2 separate regions of the Homo sapiens genome follow, and region 2 is linked to region 1. A link is an interaction called in ENCODE POLR2A ChIA-PET data of the cell type or tissue named here. Cell type or tissue: HepG2. All regions are shown on one strand.

Region 1 (2,500 bases):
CAGCTACTTTTTGTATTTTTTGTAGAAACAGGGGGGTCTCACCATATTGCCCAGGCTGGTCTCAAACTCCTGGGTTCAAGTGATCTGCCTGCCTCGTCCTCCCAAAGTGATGGGATTACAGGCATGAGCCACCACACCCGGCCCCTGTCTGCTCCTGATTCATAGATACCTGCTTACGTTTTGTATTTTCTCATTCTTTAATATGGGTGTTAGTCTTTCATTTGTCTCTTGAAGAATTTAAACATACTTCGTTTGCATCCATTTTAAACATGTTCTACTCTTTGTATGTCAGTCTTGGTAAACCCATTTCCTAACACATTGCAAAAGCTATTTTTCTTAAGGCATGTCTTTCTTACATACTTCAGAACTTTGGCTTGCAGCCTCAACTTGAATGACAGTCATTTTATTCTCCTTCTCTGTTATGAGTTCTGCCTAAAATGCAATGGTTGCCTCCACCTGGTGCTTTAAGATGCCCATTCCAGGTCGAGGTCTTAAACTGGTGGCTTACAGTTCTCAAACAGTGTTCTAGTGGCACACACCTGTAATCCCAGCATTTTGGGAAGCCAAGGTAGGAGGCCCACTTGAGCCCAGGAGTTCAAGACCAGCCTGGGCAACACAGAAACTCTGTCTCTACATAAGCGAAATCAGATTTTAAAACTTAGCCAGGCCAGGTGGTGCATACCTATAGTCCCAGCAACTCAGGAGGTTTGAGGTGGGAGGATCACAGAGTGAGATCTTGTCTCAAAAACAAAAAAACAAACAAAATCCTGAAGTATATGCAATTGCTTTGCTTGAAGTGGATGGGGAGTTTTAAGGGTGAACTCATACTGTGTCTTGATCGGGACTGCCCTACAATGATTTCACTTCCTGGGACGTAATGTCCCTACAGCCTGGCCCAGTGCCAGGCTCAGTGCTGGGAACGCTACCTGGTGCAAACTTTCCCAAACTGGAGGAGAGCAAGATTCGGGTGAAGATAAAAAGGGTCCACTTAAAAGCCCACAAGCTCTGTTCAGTGCACCTTAAAAGGCATAAATGTTTGTATCCTGGATAACCTCAACCTCCAGGAATTGGCTAATAATGACTAATAAATTAGGCCTTGACACCAGGAGCTCAACAAGCAAACCTCACCCTGTCAGCAGGGACAAGGCTTCTGGGATGGCCCCAGGGCAGTGCTCCTGCGCACACCTCTGGCCTGCAGTACAAGGTACAGAGTTGGGTAACAAGACCGCCCCAGGCAAACTGTGAAACTGAAACATGCAAACGCGTTTCTCCCTGAGCGCCATGCACTCTGGGATCCCAGGGCACTGGAGCTAGTCCTAGAAGGCACAGGGGACCCCTCCTCATCTGCAGTCTTTGGGGAGTTCCATCTGTGCGTGCCTTGTCTTAGCACTGTTTCTCTCCCTTTCACAATGCGCCCCATTCCTTCTGAGGTCAGCAGGGGACAGCACCCCAACTTTATGTCCTGTGGCGCCGGAAGCTGAGCCACGTGTACCATGAAAGGTACCTTTGTCCCAACCACAGTGCTTCTGAAGAAGTGGGGGATTGTAACCGCTTGAAAGAGCAATTGAGAATTGGAACACTGGGGCATTGTGGGGCCTGAGGAGAGGTGCTCTGGGGACAGAAAGCCCCTACCTCCTGATTAGGGCTGGGACGAAGGGGCTGGGGAGGACCTCAGGGCTCAGGTCCCCTGCTCCAGCCTTGCTGCTGCCTGCCCTGTGATGGTGAGACCAACAATGCAACAGACCACCCAGGCTCCCTCCCATAAACCAACCGCATGTGCATATTTCCTCCTGGGCAGGAGCTCTGCACTGGGATCAGTAGGATGGTGGCTGGACCCACCCACCCCTTCTCCTTCTGTGACTCCTCCAGGAGCTGGCTCTCAGCTCCAGCCAACAAATGCCACCCACCCTCCAGATACCATCAGCTCCTGAACCTGCCAGGGTCCCGAGCCAGCAGAGTGGCAGTCACCAGGGCAGCATCTCTCTCTGGTGAGCCGCAGATGACAACCTGCTGAGAAGCTAGGACAGCTGCCCTAGACAGTGCACGCTCAGGGGAGGATCCGATCACTGTGCCTTTCCTGGCAGCTCCTGTGGCAGCTAAACGGTGCCTCTGCACACCTGCCGTCTCCTTCCCCAGGTGCGTCAGCAGAGCCCATGACCGAGGCTGCACTCACTGTGAGCCCCCAGCGGGTGATGGCTCCCAACTGCAGCCCCATTTCCCCCTCCACTTTCAGAACCTACAAGTTTCCGGTGTGAACCACAGAAAAGTGTGTTCCAGTGCCCAACAACTCGCAGGCCTCTCCCAGAACGCCGCTAGTGGGTGTCTGGAACTAGCATTTAATGTCTATAGCAGTCTGTGCTAAACCACCCGTGATACAAGAAAATCGGCATCACTTCATTAGAAGCCAGATCTGAAATTTGATGTTTGCAGCATTCCTCAGATTCTAGTGCTGGAGTGAGTTAGGGATTCCACACATCATGTGATTTGTTGATTAACAGAA
Region 2 (2,500 bases), 310 kb after region 1:
AGCCAGTATTTGGAAACCGCCAGCAAGGATTTGGACATGGTGAGGTAAGTCAGACCAGTGCCAATTTCATAGGCTGAAGGGAGGTTTTCTAGGTTAGAATGCACAAGATGTAAACAGTTGATTTTTCTGCTCATGTTGTTCAACAGGTTTCTTTTTCTGTAAAGCAACTACAGCCTGAACTTGAAGCCATATCTTTTTTTTTTTTTTTTTTTTTTTTTGAGATGGAGTCTCACTCTGTCGCTCAGACTGGAGTGCATTGGCACAATCTCAGCTCACTGCAACCTCTGCCTCCCCAGTCCAAGAGATTCTCCTACCTCAGCCTCCTGAGTAGCTGGGATTACGTAGCTGTGCCACGACACTGAGCTCAGTTTTGTATTTTTAGTCGAGACAGGGTTTCACCATGTTGGCCAGGCTGGTCTAGAACTCCTGACCTCAAGTGATCCATCTGCCTTGGCCTCCCTTGGCTTACAGGCATGAACCACTGCGCCCGGCCTTGAAGTCATAATTAAGTAGTATTAACACATCATGTCTCATCAGGTAATAGGCTTTTGCTTTTTTTTGGAGGAGTCATACCAGAGTTTGCATACAAACTCTTCCTGTGTGTAATGTATCTATTTATTCATTCATATTGACTGAGAGTCTCCGACGTGTCACTGCATAGCCAGTGTGACTTCCCCAGTCAGATGACTTCCCCTATGCTTGTGTCTTTACCTCCCTGTACCCCTCGCCAGCCCTTGCTGGAACAGGCACTAACCCCCAGGCAGAAGAAGGACTTGCTTCATAAGCCTTCAAAGAAGAAACTCTGGCTTTTCTCAGTCTGTCAAAAGTCAGTGGAGGCCTCCAAGCATTTCTCATTTTCCCAATCATCGAATAATAACTTCAACACAATGATATGACTCAACCCATTGCTGACGAATGCTCAGAGCCCAAGCCTTTCAAAGCAAAGGACCTTGCATAGTTCCCCTGTCAAGGCAGGAGATTGAGTTCAGCTCAGTTTATTGGTTAAACATTATCACCCTCTGTTCCTCCCACTGGTATGTCTGTTCCAAATGCTGACCCCAGAAAAAAGTTCACATGCTCTTTCCTGAGCCAAAACATATAAAGAACAGCCTCACTTGTTGATATGTACCCTGTTATGCAATCACTTTCCTTGCAAGGGCCGAAGTTCAAGGAGCTGTTAAAGTTGATGCCCTTTCTTTTTCTCAAGTGTGAAACATAAAGAATTGCACGGGATTTTACCGTGAGAGTCAGATGGTGAGAATTCCTTAGCATTTGCCTTTCTGAAGTGGAAATTGGGTTCCCCAGAATTGTGACTGTTTGATACTCAGGTGAAGAAATTATTTTTATTGTAACCTCTTCCCCTTGGAGATTAAGGGCTGGATGAACACTTTGTTTAGCATTGCTTTTGATTCTTGCGTGGGTGTGAAAGAAAGATGATCTGTTTAATGCCACGTGGCTCCCAGTGTGCCTGCCTCAAGAGCTGTCCTTAAGTATAGCCAAAGGATTATATAATAAGCAAGATTTATATAATAATTTTGTACATGTTGCCACCAGAATATCACTATGATTTCCTATGACATAAAGCTTTCATCTGTTGCTATCAGGAAAGAATCGACTAAGCTTTTTCTGTGGGGGAAATGTGCTAGAAAGCCCTTCTGGAAACCATTCCTCAAAATCATGCGAGCTGGAATGGCAACCTAGAACTAATGCTTTAACAACCACCAGTCATCAGTAAAATAAAACATACAATACTAAAATAGCTAATAAACGACAAAGGCTATATGCCAAATGGATTCAGTAAGATATTTGGGGAACTGATGTGAGACAGACCCATGTCATCGTCAACCTTCTCTGGAAAGTCCAGGAGCAGAGGACAAGAGAAGAAATCTTCTGATATCATATTCATTGATTTGGACACCATGGAGTTAAATGGCAATTATTGTAGTCTACTGTTTATATTGGGCCAGAATCGAGGGGTTATTTCTTACAGCAGAAGTGCAGCTGGGTGGCCTTTCCATTATATCTGTTTAAAACCCACTGAATGGGCATATTTGGGGTGCCAGGGAAATGACTAGAAAAAAATCAGGTTGTGATGAGCAGTCATGCGGTGGCGTTTCTGATAGACAATACTTTCCTCTTCCTCTTAAATACAAACTATAAGCATTGTGACGAGAAAGGACCCCCATTATGAATTTTATGTATTAAATACTAATAGTTTGTTACAGTTTATTACATGGTCAATGTTTAAATTAAAAGCTCTATTCAAATGAATGTATTAGTTTGTTAGGACTGCCGTAATAAGGTAGCACAAACTGGGTGGCTTAAACAACAGAGATTTATTTTCTCACAATTCTGGAGAGAGCTGGCTGGGATCAAGGTACAGTCGGGGTTGTTTCCTCCTGAGGGCAGTAAGGGAGTAGCGTCCCAGGCCTCACTCCCAGCGTCTGGGGGTTGCTGGTGATCTGTGGTGTTCTGTAGCTTGTAGCAGCACCCTGATCTC

The links. ChIA-PET counts read pairs that join two places held together with the same protein. Peaks named below come from ENCODE experiments on the same cell type or tissue, not always from the same donor. Only the 100,000 strongest peaks of a DNase experiment are listed, where the experiment ranks them.
Region 2: POLR2A ChIA-PET joins it to region 1 with 11 read pairs; 2 of 35 experiments call an interaction of 5 or more read pairs at or near these places.

What each region holds. Positions count from the first base shown.
Region 1 is chr18:74,540,851-74,543,350 of GRCh38, reverse strand. The region is part of intron 1 of CNDP1 (carnosine dipeptidase 1); the gene reads right to left. Among named protein-coding and RNA genes, the nearest start is that of CNDP1, 7.6 kb to the right of the region's middle. RefSeq lists an enhancer at 1,968-2,468. In HepG2, no CTCF peak of the experiment used is centred here; DNase peaks (open chromatin) are centred at 1,160 and 1,530; H3K4me3 peaks cover 272 bases.
Region 2 is chr18:74,233,067-74,235,566 of GRCh38, reverse strand. No RefSeq gene overlaps it. Among named protein-coding and RNA genes, the nearest start is that of CYB5A, 58 kb to the left of the region's middle. In HepG2, no CTCF peak of the experiment used is centred here; a DNase peak (open chromatin) is centred at 986.